Regions from separate parts of the Mus musculus genome. Here all the other regions are linked to region 1. The links are chromatin contacts, found by POLR2A ChIA-PET in ENCODE. All regions are on one chromosome and are shown on one strand. The core of a region is the stretch at or near the end of the contact, and the rest is flanking DNA. Distances in the headings are between cores, read along the strand shown.

Region 1 (4,286 bases), core at 1,180-3,679:
AGGTCTCCACTTTGCACCAGTTGCAGGGTCACACTGAGGGAAGCATCCACTGTAAAGACTGCGTGCATGATAGGTGGTCCTCTGCTTCAGCAGACCTCACGCTCCAGTGAACATGGGGGTGATAGCCAGGGTCCCAGGGTCCCATGGCTCCCCTAAGCACCTCACATGGGAACGGGATGGAAGGAGATCATCATAGAACCTGCTGTAGCTGTGCTCTGCCAACATAGCTGTGCAGCCTCTGTGAATGGTAAGTGTTCCCCAGCCTCTGTTTATGGGCAAATGGGGTGATGAGTAATAAAGCAATGTATAACACGTGGAAAAAAGAAAAAAAAAAACCTCTTAGAGTTTTGGTGAATGGATATTGTCAGTTTCCCACTACAGCTATCTCCAGACCCCTAAAAGGCTACAGGGATTCTGGCCCAGGAAAAAGCCTCCACCCAAACCATCCAATACCATGTTACCTAACCTACAATCTGCAAACTCACACTCAGAAGAGAGGCCCGGAACGTCCAGTGCCAGGCCTCAAGTCACCAAGCACATGAAAGCCCATGGTCTCTCCCTATCACTCACAATCTCTCCGGCTGTGATCTGCAACTGCAACTTTTATTTTGGTGAGGCATCTCTTGCCTGGAAGAGCTGAAATGCCTCCAAAACAAACACTGCTTCCAAACCCTTCCTGAGTGGAGCAGCATCTAATTTCCTGGTTCTCAAGTTCCACGAGGTCTGCACTGCAAGGTCCTCCCCAGCCACCTCCCCCAATAAGTGCCTCCCTAGTTACTCACAGAAGTTGGGCAATGGTCAGGGATCTGGCCTCCCACTTATGTAAGATGCAATTACCCCGTCCACTAGGCTCCTGCAGGGCCATGGAAGCCAGCTGTAGGGGACCCAAAAGGCCCCCGCCTGCTCAGGACAACCTGACCAGGACCAGGACTCCTGAGGTTGAGGTTTCCTAGGTCAGAAGGAGAGAAGGCCACCACTGCACAAGTACCCTCTTAGGTGCCCGCCATCCCTGTCCTCTGTGCTCTGCAGCTGCAATCCAAAACTGGGCCCAGCGTTGCAGCAGGAAAGCTGGAGATAGTCAAGGAAGTGCAACAACTATTTGCCCCTGGGTACCTACTATGTGCTGGGCGCTATGCTGGGTTCTCGATCATCTCAGACGTGCTTGCTTCAAACCACTCTACATTCAATCTCACATCACGCCCCTAATATCCATTTCATTAATAAGTCCTAGACATGCCCAGAGACTAGCCAGGTGAAGCAGTTCAGAATTCAGAGGGTCAACCCATTCATATCTCCAGGTCCAGCTTGGAAATCTTTTCTGCAGATCAACCCTACTGAGTCTCTGACATGTCAAAAAAAAACATCCTTCTCTCTTCCTGGAGAAAAAAAAAAAGCATTCTGACCTCCAAATCTTGTCCCCCTCACTTCCCATGACAAATGCTGCTGCTGCAGCCCACGCAGCACCACTGCCACCTCACAGAAATTTCCAGGAAAGACAGTTAATTGGAGAAGGACAAGCTTTGCACAGCCAGCCCCTGGCCTGCTGCTAGCCCAAGGACCAAACAGCACGTCTAAGAGCAGACTAAGAAACACTAGGTGCAAGAATCGGTCAGCTCGGGAAACTCAGTGAGAAGACTGCAACTGAGTAGCAGGTAGCATGGGCAGAGCTGCGAAGTGGAGACGCCAGGAAGTTCTACAGGGACAGCCTTAGGGAGGAGTGCAGGCAGCCAGTGAGCAGGCCAGCAAGACATGGGGCAAAGGAGGATTCACAAGGATGGAAGGAGTTGGAAGAGTGGAGGAGCTCTGAGTAGACAGGTTTCCGGCATTGGGAACACAGCCCTGGGGCCCAGAGTAAATTCCAGCCTGGACAAAATCCAAGAGCCTGGCCTGAGAGGGCTAGAGCAGCCCAAAGACCCTCTAGCAGGGATCACTGAAATCCCTGAGTCCAGGATGAAGCCCGGAAGCCTAAATGAGGAGCTCACGGTGAGGCTACAGACTTGGGAGTGGAGCGAGAACTAGGTCCTGCCTGGGTGAAGTCCCACGGCCTAAGATCCGGATTCCAATAAGGTCCCGTGAGGTCCCGGGCTTGGGCTGGACCCAGTCCTGGGTTGGAGTGCAGACGTCTGTGCCCAGCCCGGAAGGGAGCCCAGGATCACGGGCGGACTCAAATTGAATGTGGCACGGGCCGCGCAACAGGGCGGGAGAGCCTACCTTTGGTCTGAGGCAAGCTGGCCGGCGGGCTCGCGGCGGGCGACTCCATGCTGCGGACCGTCGCGGCGGAGAGCACTAATCTAGAGGACAGCAGACTACACCGGGGCCGGGCGCGCTCATGGCTGCTGGTGGCTGGCAGCGGCGGCAGGCGATGGGCGACAGGCGACACAGACGCGACGGTTCCAAGCGTCCGAGGCGGGCGGCGCCAAAGCCACACTGGGCAGCGCCGGACGCCTGCCGACGGCGCCACGCAGGCCCCGCCCATCGTACTGATTGGCCCGCCTGAAAAGGCCCCAGCCTATCAGACGCCGCCCGGACTGTCACGCACAAACCCCACCCTCCAAGAGCCGGAATCCAACCCAGCTTTCCCCTTAGTACAGCTCGGCTCCGCCCTCTTGCCGTCTAGATGACTGCCCTACCCACTCGGGGGATTGTGCTGGCGTGGTCCTGGGTGCCCCAGCCTGTGCCCCCCTATGGCACAGCGTGTGCGGGTCGCAATCTGGAAAATCCCAAGATCTCTAGGGGGGCAGGGCAGGGCCGATGTGCTCCGTGGGGTTAAAAGTGTTCCCTGAGTGAGACTAGACTCCTAAATGGCTGAGCCATACCGAGGATGAGCGTCCATGTGCTCCCCTGAAGAGAGCGGCGACCACCGGCTTGCCTCCTAGGGCAGCAGGAAAAGAGCGATCCCACGGCGGGCGCGTGCCAGGTGAGTGTTCACCGACTGTGGGAAAGAGTTTACTGCGCCTTGCTGAACGAGCACGCGTTTAAGTCCAGCCTCTACAAGCACCTGGCACGCCAGCACCTAGGGAGCGGGGAATTCAGTGGCTAACCTTTGCCTAGTGACAAAGTAACTGGTTGTAACATTATAGCAGCTCCACTCTCCGGGCTGGGGAGTAGTCTCCGATTAAACAAAGTGTCATTCCAAACACTGAAATACCTTTTGCCAGCCTTGACTGGGGTTCCATCTCGGCCGTCGGTCGCTGAGCCTCTGTCCTCACACTAACCAGGAATCTCTGGGGTCGATTGGAAAGTCAGGTCTAGTGAGGGCAAGAAGCACAAGGTCAAGGAGTCAGTCGGAGCTGGAGTAAGTCTTAGCTCTCTGGCCAACACTCAGGCCCCGAATGCCTGGCTTGCATATTTGATTTCTACCGCAGCCCTCCTCCCGTGCCACGTGCCCCTCCCCATTAGGAATCCTGAATGTCTCATCCTCTGCTGAATCCCAAGGCTTAGCCCAGAGCCATGCACATAGTAGGTGCCTAAGAAATATTTAAGGAATGAACAGAGGAAGTAGGAAAAGCATGCCACAGACATGGGTAAAGTGACTAGTCCCGTGCCAGGCTCTTGGGCACCAGGGTGACTCAGACAAGGCCCTCAAACAGGAGGAGTTTAATGGGTTAGTCAGAGAACTTGACAAACAGCCCAGGGATCACAGACTCCATGTGGGGTGCTATAAATAGATACAAGAGTCCTAAGAGGCCCTGCCTCACCTGGGTGGGGTCAAAGAAGGTGACCTTCCTGGACTAGTCATCAGAAAGAGAGGTAAGAGACCATCCTTGGAAGAAACAGAAAGGCCAGGGCAGGGAGTGGAGACCTGCTCAGGAAGCCAGGCTAGGCTGCACCAGCAAGCCAGTCAGCTGCTGGAATGAGGGGCATGATGGAAGACTTTTTCTCTCTGGCCACCTCTGCCAACAGCATCTGTTACCCTCCTGTCCCTAAGTGTCACAGTTAGCTGGGGGAAGTTCATGACCACTCAGAAACTGGCCAGAGCACTAGACTCAGATCCCAGCAGGCCATCTCTTACTCTGACTCCCGGGAGAGCAGACCCCTCTAAGGAAAGCTGAGGTTGGGGATGGGAAGGGTTCAGCCTGTGTTAGCATGTGACTGTGAGTTGAAGAAAGGGGGTGGTCCAAACCTAGTGTGTGGGGAGCAACTCACTGGTTGAGCACACACTGTGGATGTAGCATTGTGGGATCAACGACGAACAAAACAGACACAACGCTGCTCTCAGAAAGGAATGGACTTCTGGCCTAAGTGAAATGATAGGGTGTCTCAGGTTGACAAATGCTGTGGAAAAA
Region 2 (4,286 bases), core at 781-3,280, 120 kb after region 1:
TGGCTTTAATCCCTGGAGACTGAGGCAAGGAGATCTCTGAGTTCAAGGTCAGCCTGGGACAAGGAAGTCCAAGATTCAGGGGTGGTGGTTTACCCCTTTAATCTGGGACACAACTTTCTGCTGGAAGCCTACATAAGGATATTGGAAGAAGGAAGATTCAGTCTTCTTTGCCTGCTTGCCTTGTGGGACTGAGCAACTGCTAGATCCTTGGACTTCCAATCACAGCTGCTGTTGACCATTGTTGGGGAGTTGGACTTCAGATTCTAAGTCATCAAAGACTACCCATAAGTTCTGTGACTCTAGAGAACCCTGACTAATACAGGTACTTAAGAGAGAACAGCACAGAGAGAAAAGAAAAAGGAGGAGGAGGAGGCAGTTTTGCTGGGACAGTTAGAGAGAGACAGGTTGCAGAGAGAGAACAAGTTAGACACAGGTGAAGTCAGAATCAGCCAGAGAATGAGAACATATTGTCAAAGTTACACTTTACCTGTATGTATACGAAGGTGCTAAATCCCCTGGAACTGGAGTACGGATTGTTGTGAGCTGCCATGTGAGTGTTGGGAATTGAACCCAGGTCCTCTGGAAGAGCAGCAGTGCTCTTAACTGCTGAGCCATCTCTCCAGCCCTGTGGGGTTTTGTTTTTATTTTTATTATTTAAATCTATTTTTTTTTAAATTAGGGGCTGGAGAGATGGCTCAGTGGGTAAGAGCACTGCTGCTCTTGCAGAGGGCCAAGGTTCTGTTCTCTGAACCCTTGTGGTGGTTCACAGCCAACTATAACTCCAGTTCTAGGGGATTTAACACCCTTTTGCCTGCCTCTGCCTTCTGAGGGCTGGGACTAAAGGCTGCACTACTACCTCCTGACTCTAAAATGATTTTTTAAATCTTATCATTTTAAATTAATTTTGTTACTAAACAATGTATTTTTATATTTTTATGCACACATGGCAATAATATATATTTAAAAATTTATTTTATTTATATATGCAAGTGTTTGTCTGCATGTATGTGTGTACCACATGCATGCATTGGCCACAGAGGTCAGAAGTGTGCATCAGAGCCCCTGGAACTGAAGGTATAAATGGTTGTGAGCCACCCATGTGGGTACTGGGAATTGAACTCAGGACCTCGGCAAAAGCAACAAATGCTCTTAACCACTGATCCATCTCTCTAGCCCCATGGCAATATGATTTGCTTCATTCGTTTTTACTAGCGTGTGTAACACAAACAACGCAAACTCTTGTTTAGGCTAAGCAGGCTCTCTAACACCGAGCCACACAGCCAGCCTCATTTTAATATTTGAGACAGCCAGCTAGCCTGAATCTTGGTATTTAGTCAGGTTGCCCTCTGTCTCAAGATCCCTCTGCCAAAGCCTGTAGAGTTCTGGTCATGCCAGCTGGGTTTTTGTTTGTCTTGTTTGTTTTTTTGTTTACTTATTTATTTGAGATAGGGATTACTGTGGGCTGACACCAGGACCCGCGGTGGTGGCGCACGCCTTTAATCCAGCACTTGGGAGGCAGAGGCAGGTGGATTTCTGAGTTCGAGGCCAGCCTGGTCTACAGAGCGAGTTCCAGGACAGCCAGGGCTAGACAGAAAAACCCTGTCTCAAAAAACCAAAAAAAAAAAAAAAAAAAAAGATCTATTTATGTCAGGCATGGTAGCACATACTTTTAATCCTAGAACTCTGGAGGCAGATCCCCTGGACACTTGTGCATTAGTTACTGGAAACTGAACCCGAACCAGGCTCGATCCCCAATCCTATCCAGGTCTTCTGGATCACAAAACACTCCTACAATCAGCAATACTGCCCAAAAGTCCCAGGTCCCAAGGTAAGGAACCGCCCAGTCCCCTCCTCCTTCCCACCCCCTCCAGTTCAGAGCTCTTTTTTTTTTTTTTTTTTTCCGTCAGGCTTTGCCCTGCTCTGAGCGCGGGCGAATCGCGCGTGGGCAGCTGGGGGCGGGCTCTACCTGGATGCTCCCACTGATTGGGCCGCTGTAGGGGCGGGGCGGGACCAGGCTGCGCTGGGGAGAGTTTAGTGGAGCTCCGGCCTCTGCGCGCCAAGTTTGGGTTTCCCCCGGACGTGGTGTGTCACGTGGTGGGGAGGCTGGTTCCCGGAGCACGTGCTGGGCTGTTAGGACAGCCCGCTGCGGGGTTCCGGCTGGAGGTGTTGCTGTGGTCACTTTCCGCGCGCTCTCCAGGAATTCGGCGATCCACTTGCCTCTGCCTCCCTAGTGCTGGGATTAAAGGCGTGCGCCACCACAACGCGTTTAGTCCCTTTCATAAAGACCGGAGGAACAGACGTTTACGGCCAGCTCCCGAAACCAAGTGAACTGGAGGCCACCCTGCACCAAGGGTTGGAACCTTTTCACAAAATCCACGCTCCTAATACAAGGTATGTAATTTCTAATCTTTGCGATTGTTTCTTTTTGTTTTGTTTGAGGTGTGAGTGTCACACATGCTGTCCTCGAACTTGATGTGTAGCCAAGGATGACCTTGAACTTCTAATGGTTCTGCCTCCACCTCACCAGTAAGAGCTATCGCTCTCGGTTCATGTGGTGCTGGGATGGAACCCCTTGGTTTATACATGTTAACGAAGCTTCCGAGGTTTGTCTGTAATCACTGCTTTTGATTTACTAGTACAACCCTGATTATCTGCAGTGCGTTACTCTATCTAGGGGACAGGTTGGCTTGTAGCGTTCTTAGCCCAGTGCCTCTATTTCAAGGTCTGGAAGTTAGGTGACCTTTGGTTAGCTGAAGCAAGCACAAATGTGTTTAATTGAGCCAGGCAGTTGCTGGACCAGAAACACCAGTTTAGGCTCCGTACAGAATACATTTAAAATTTCTTCCTTGAGGGGAAATTGAATGGAGGTGAGTAATTGTGTTACCCAGGATTCTGGGAAGCACCAAAAGTAAACAGGAGTTCACATTCTGCCTCTGTTATATGACCTTAGTTAAAGCCACTCCAAGGCCTTTGAGAGCCTCCTCTCTTTATAAAGCAGGGCACAGAGAGACTCGCACTGTTCCTGTCCCCATTACAGCCTAACACGTGGGTATGGACTTTGGCAGACCTATAGACAGTAATAAGGAAATGCTGTATGTTTTCCCCAAAGTTAGCTCAAAAACGACAGTTCAGCAGCCAGGGCTCTGCAGAGAGACCCTGTCTTGGAAAACAAAATAATCAAAAGTCTATAGTGTGAAGATCTTCTTCCTAAGTAAGCCCTAAGTAAGCCAGGAGTGGTGGTGGCACACGCAGGAAGATCTCTGTGAATTCAAGGCCAGCCTGGTCTACATAGAAAAACCCTCTCTAAAAACATAAAACTAATGCCCTGGCCTGGGTATTGTGGTGTATGGCCTTTAATCCCACCCAGCAGACAAAGAGGTAGAAGTAGGCAGAGTTCAGTGCCAGCATGGTCTACATAGTGATTCCAGGATAGTTCTATATGGAGACCTTGTTGTTGTTGTTGAAAACTATTAAATACCTGACTGAGGCTAGGCCTGGGAAAGCAGCTTGGTTGGTAGAAAGCTTGCCTGGAATGCAGGGAGCTGGGTTCAGTCCAGCATCCCATGAAACTAAATGTGCTGAGGCGTGCCTATAAGCTGAGGACTCCTGAAGTGGGTGGGCCAGAACTTTCAGGCTCTTCTCTGCTATGCCAGTTCTGTGCCTGCCTGGGCTACATGAAACCTTGTCTTTAAAATCAATCAATCAATCAATCAATCAATCAATCAAGTATACACTAAGCTTCTTGAGCTCCTTGAAGAATTCTGAGCTAGCAAGATGGCTTCTTGAGTTAGGGGACTCACAGACAAGCCTAATGGACTGACTTTACCCCTAGGAACTTCCTTCTGTGTGTTGTAACACGTGTACCTACACCTGTACACAGTAAACAAATGGGATTTTTTTTTTAAGAATTTGAACTTTTTTTGTAGTTCAGAGAAAACTAGCTTATTTTAGTACCTTATTTCAGGAAGGACATATATTAGTTTAGTAAGGGGATGCACTACTGTGATCCGACATAGTGGTAAAAGCAGGGTGGGAACCAGGCAATCCCACGCTCTGCAGGCTGAGGTGGCCCAGTCTTTGAGTTCAAGGCCAGCTTGGTCTATAGAACAGTCTAGCCAAGACTGTTACACAAAGAAACCCAGTCTCCAAAAACAAAACAAACAAGCAAACAAACAAAACAAAAACCCCACCAGGTGGGACACTCTGGGGAGAGGCGTGGGAGCCACTGGGCTGAATGCTCCTGAGTGACACTGGGTTAAATGTTCCTGAGTAAGATGTCTGGCCCT
Region 3 (4,286 bases), core at 1,211-3,710, 100 kb after region 1:
GGAAAAAAAACAAAAAAAAAACAAAAAAAAACAAAAAACTGAGCAAAGATTCTTTCCACTATAGCAAGTAGTTTCTCACAGTCTGTTCTCTATAAGGAAAAGTCTACTTAACCTGCTAATCCATGTACTAGAATAAAAATAAATGATCCCAAACGAACTCTTAATGTTGGAAAGGAAAAATTAAACAAGCAAGGAAGGGTCACCCGGCTCATAAAATAAGAAATTTCTAAGTCTGAAAGTTCGTAAAACTTTCAAGACTCAACAAGGCCTGCCGGTCCTGACAGCTGTATGAATAAACACCATGCTGAGGAGAGGTCAGAGAGCAAATGATTGCTGACAGAGAAGGCTGTTCAGTGGTGGAGCTGCCTGCAAGGTGAACAGAAACCAATAATGTAGCTCCCATTCTGAGACGGGCATTTCAGGGATGCAGACGCCTTTGAATTACGTTTCTTCTATGTAATTCCTCACCCAGTCACCTTAATAAACTCACCCATTTACCAAGCTAGACTTGGATGAACTTGCTCTCTAGCTAGAGTGAATAGACATTTTGTATCTTCCAAAAAAAAGTAAGTCTACCTGGGTCTGGCCTCCAGCTCCTGACCTTGTGACCTCCTGCCTGGGGAGTAATTGCAACTACCAGCATCCCCCCCAAGTGCCTGGCACTAGGGTTTGAGGAGGAACCTGGGCCTCCATACTAAGCGGGTGCACAGGACTTGTAACAATCTTTCAATAATTTCTCTTACAATGACCAACTCAAAGGCAATCTTGGTTCCCTGGATGAGCATGGCTTTTGCATAGAGGAATGTATCTAAAAGCCTGCCTCCCCTCATTAATTTGCTGCAGCTAAGCTTCCAGGACTCTTCCGAAATGTAGAGATACTACTACTGACTTCATACTCTGCTGTGATGAGGAAAGTGGGTATCTACAATAGACAGATAGTGGTGGGTACTCCAGTTAGTTTCCCTTCCTGCACTTCTAAAACAAGTAGGTCTTGATGCCTAATTCAAACCTTATCACTAAGGGGTCCCTTGCCACCTGCTACTTCTCTAAAGCTTTCCACTACCCCTACAGGGTTACAAGACTGAAAAGTCTTTACAGGCAATTCCACTAAAAGTAGTAAGTACGGGGCTGGAGAGATGTCTCATTAGTTAAGAGCACTGACTGCTCTTCCGAAGGTCCTGAGTTCAATTCCCAGCAACCACATGGTGGCTCACAACCATCCGTAATGTGATCTGATGCCCTCTTCTGGTGTATCTAAAGACAGCTACAGTGGGGCCAAGGGCTTCCAAGGCTGTGGGTTATGGGAAGCTCTAAGGACAGAGGGCCAATGAAGGCTGTGGATATGCACAGTGGAGACTCTTTTAGTTACTGTATTGACATTGCCTGCACTGTGTATTGCTCAGACAGGATGTGCTGGGCACTAAAGATCATGCTGCCCTGGCACCCAAGTGTTAAGGTCAGCCCTTCAACCCTCTGCTTGACCATGTGAGCATCCTGGATCCCAAACATGAGATCCTGCCCACCACCACCATCTCAGAACAAAAAGGTGGGAAGCCAGAGCCAACTAACATGTCCCAGTCAGTGCCTACAGGGTCTTAGCAGCTGTGTCTGGAGGCTGGCTGTTGTCCTGTAAAGACATTTAATAAAATATCGCATAAAAAGGAAAAATAACAAAAGTAAATACCCACCTGAGAGCTAGTGCAAGTGTTTGTGTGGAAAGGCGTATGTATTAACTCTCAAATCACTATACTAAAGGCTAATGAACTGAGAGTAATGTATGAGTACCATGTGTTGAGTACATGTAGCCACTAGCTAAGCCCTTGCAAGCAAAAACTTATTTACTCTTCACTACTGCCATATTTCTAAAGTTTTAACTGAAGAAACGGTCGCTGAATGTTTAAGGCATCCACCCACAGTTGCACCTGCTAACCGGCACAGTTAGGGTTGGAAGTGTCTAATCTAAGAAAGCTGTTCTCATGGATGTTCCAAAGTCAGAATCTTGCTCGCCCTTTCCGAAAACCCAGATCTCCTAACCATCCCCGGGCAGGAGTGCCACTGGGGTCATGCCACAGTAGCTATGCACACGCGACCTTGCGCGCTCTAGGCTCCAGACCCTGAAACGCACACACAGAGACCAGGTGATCTCCGCGATGAGCGTGCCGGGGCGGAGTGCCTGAACCCTGCTTCCTTCACTGTGGGGCGCCGCGGGGAACCGGAAGCTATCAGGATCCACAGCCTCCCCAGAACGTGCTCAGCCTCACTCAGTCACTTAAAGCAGATGTACCCCGCGCCTCCGCTTTAGACAGGACACCGTCCTCATTTCCACTCACCAAGAGGTTGCAACATCCCTAGCCTTTACCTAAAGGACGGAGAGATCATGGTCAATCAACTTCATGCTCCCGCCTCGGAATTGACGAAATGCAGCTTGGTTCCGTCCAATCACAATACTCGGGAAGCACATGCGCTCTGAAGATGCGCCCAACAGAGGTAGAGTTTAGCCTTTGCGGTCTAAATGACGTCAGTCTGCTTAAGTCCTATACCGTAAATCTTCCGGAGGAAAATTCTAAGTAGTGGTTTGGGTTCCATCGGTTTTCAGAAAAAACTGAACTTGCTCTGCAAAGCTGAGTTTGATGGCATATGGCTGTTATCCGAGTACTTGAGAAATGAAGGGAGGCAGCTCAGGAATACAAGGTCCCCTTTGGGCTAGGCTGCATGACACTGCTTCAAAAAGCAAAAATAAATGCTACAGTTGCCAAGATTATTATAAACGGCGATGTGATGTTGTTACAAAGATGGGGAGAGGGGGCTCGGTTTTTGTTTTTGTTTTTTAAGGAGGTTAGAAACAGACCTACACATAAGTAGTCACTTTTCCTTCCAACAAGGAGCCACATTTAACACAACTAGGAACGTACTATTCTAGTATTACTATTATATATATATATATATATATATATATATATATATATATATGTATATATATATATTACATACATACATTATATACATACATACATATATACATAAATACATATGTGTACATATATACATATATATACATACATATATGTCACTATTACATGTAATATTAATACTATTAATAGTGCTAAGTCTAGGAACTTTCTTTATTCTTTTTCTTTCTTTCTTTCTCCCCCTCACCCCGCCTCTTTTTGGGTTTTTGAGACCAGTGCTTTCTTTATGTAGCCTTGGCTGTCTTGGAACTCGTTCTTTACACCAGGCTGACCTCGAACTCACAGAGATCTGCCAGCCTCTGCCTTCCAAGTGCTGTGAGTTCAAGACTAGCCTGGTCTACATCGCGAGTTTCAGGACACCCAGGACTACAGAGAGAGACCTTGTCTCAAGATAATAATTATAACAACAACGTCAACAACACAAGAGAGTGTATAAGCAATACAATTTGTAATACATATAGCTGGAAATAAATTTTATTTCAAAAGATACAAAGTTTGCAGAAAAAATTATTATCTTAGTTTTTCAAGACAGGGTCTCTCTGTGTAGTCCCAGTTGTCCTGGAATTTACCCTGTAGACCAGGCTGGCCTCAGAGATCTGCCTGCCTCTGCCTTCTGAGTGATGGGATTAAGGGCATGAGCCACTATTGCTCAGCAAATTTATTGTATGTTCATTATTGACTGTTTATTGTAGATGAGAGGAGCTTGCATAAAGATATTTCATGCAAGTTTATAATGTACTTTGGGCATACTCTCCTCCATTCTCTCTAGCCTCCTCTTTCCACCCCCACTTAAGTGTAAGGAGTCACACAGACACACACCCTTCTCTGTGTAAGCTGAAGCCAAGTAGAGAGTTGAGTCGGAATTCCATCCCTCACTGACAAGACCACTTCCCACGTGTGAAAAGAGGCCATGCAGAGAGCAATAACTAAACACTCTTTCCCCTCCCAGTGTCAATGGAGACTTATTAGAAGTCTGGACTTCCATTTGTACCAAATAGTAACAAAGAGTTCCTCTAGGTGTCAGTGAAGGACAAGTGGAATTTACAGACTTCCACATCCATCTGCCAATAGCAAAAAGGCATAAGATTATCCTGCCAAAGTATTGTCCAAGGAAGCCAGCTTAAATGGAAAATGGAAATAGGATTCAGACTCTTAAGGTACTTAGAAGTCCAGGTTTCTGTCAAAAAGCACTAGCTTTGGGCTAGAATATATAGCACAATGTTAGAGTACTTGTAAGCATATGCAATGCACTCAGTTTTATCCGTAGCACAAGAATGAAAATTGAAAAGCATATGTTTTTAATAAGAAACTGAACTT

Evidence for each region. ChIA-PET counts read pairs that join two places held with the same protein, here RNA polymerase II (POLR2A).
Region 2: POLR2A ChIA-PET joins it to region 1 with 10 read pairs in embryonic stem cell. The contact joins the promoter of Shmt1 here to the promoter of Map2k3 in region 1. POLR2A ChIA-PET finds 5 or more read pairs at or near these places in 3 of 5 experiments (Patski and embryonic stem cell).
Region 3: POLR2A ChIA-PET joins it to region 1 with 10 read pairs in embryonic stem cell. The contact joins the promoter of Dhrs7b here to the promoter of Map2k3 in region 1. POLR2A ChIA-PET finds 5 or more read pairs at or near these places in 2 of 5 experiments (Patski and embryonic stem cell).

What each region holds. Positions count from the first base shown.
Region 1 is chr11:60,930,197-60,934,482 of GRCm38, reverse strand. Map2k3 (mitogen-activated protein kinase kinase 3) reads right to left here and starts at 2,429. Exons shown (of 12, transcript NM_008928.5): 1 at 2,212-2,429. The coding sequence starts at 2,260. It overlaps Map2k3os (mitogen-activated protein kinase kinase 3, opposite strand), which reads left to right and starts at 2,616. Exons shown (of 2, transcript NR_027800.1): 1 at 2,616-2,917.
Region 2 is chr11:60,809,009-60,813,294 of GRCm38, reverse strand. It overlaps Shmt1 (serine hydroxymethyltransferase 1 (soluble)), which reads left to right and starts at 2,030. Exons shown (of 12, transcript NM_009171.2): 1 at 2,030-2,391.
Region 3 is chr11:60,828,805-60,833,090 of GRCm38, reverse strand. It overlaps Dhrs7b (dehydrogenase/reductase (SDR family) member 7B), which reads right to left and starts at 2,460. Exons shown (of 7, transcript NM_145428.2): 1 at 2,360-2,460. The coding sequence starts at 2,379.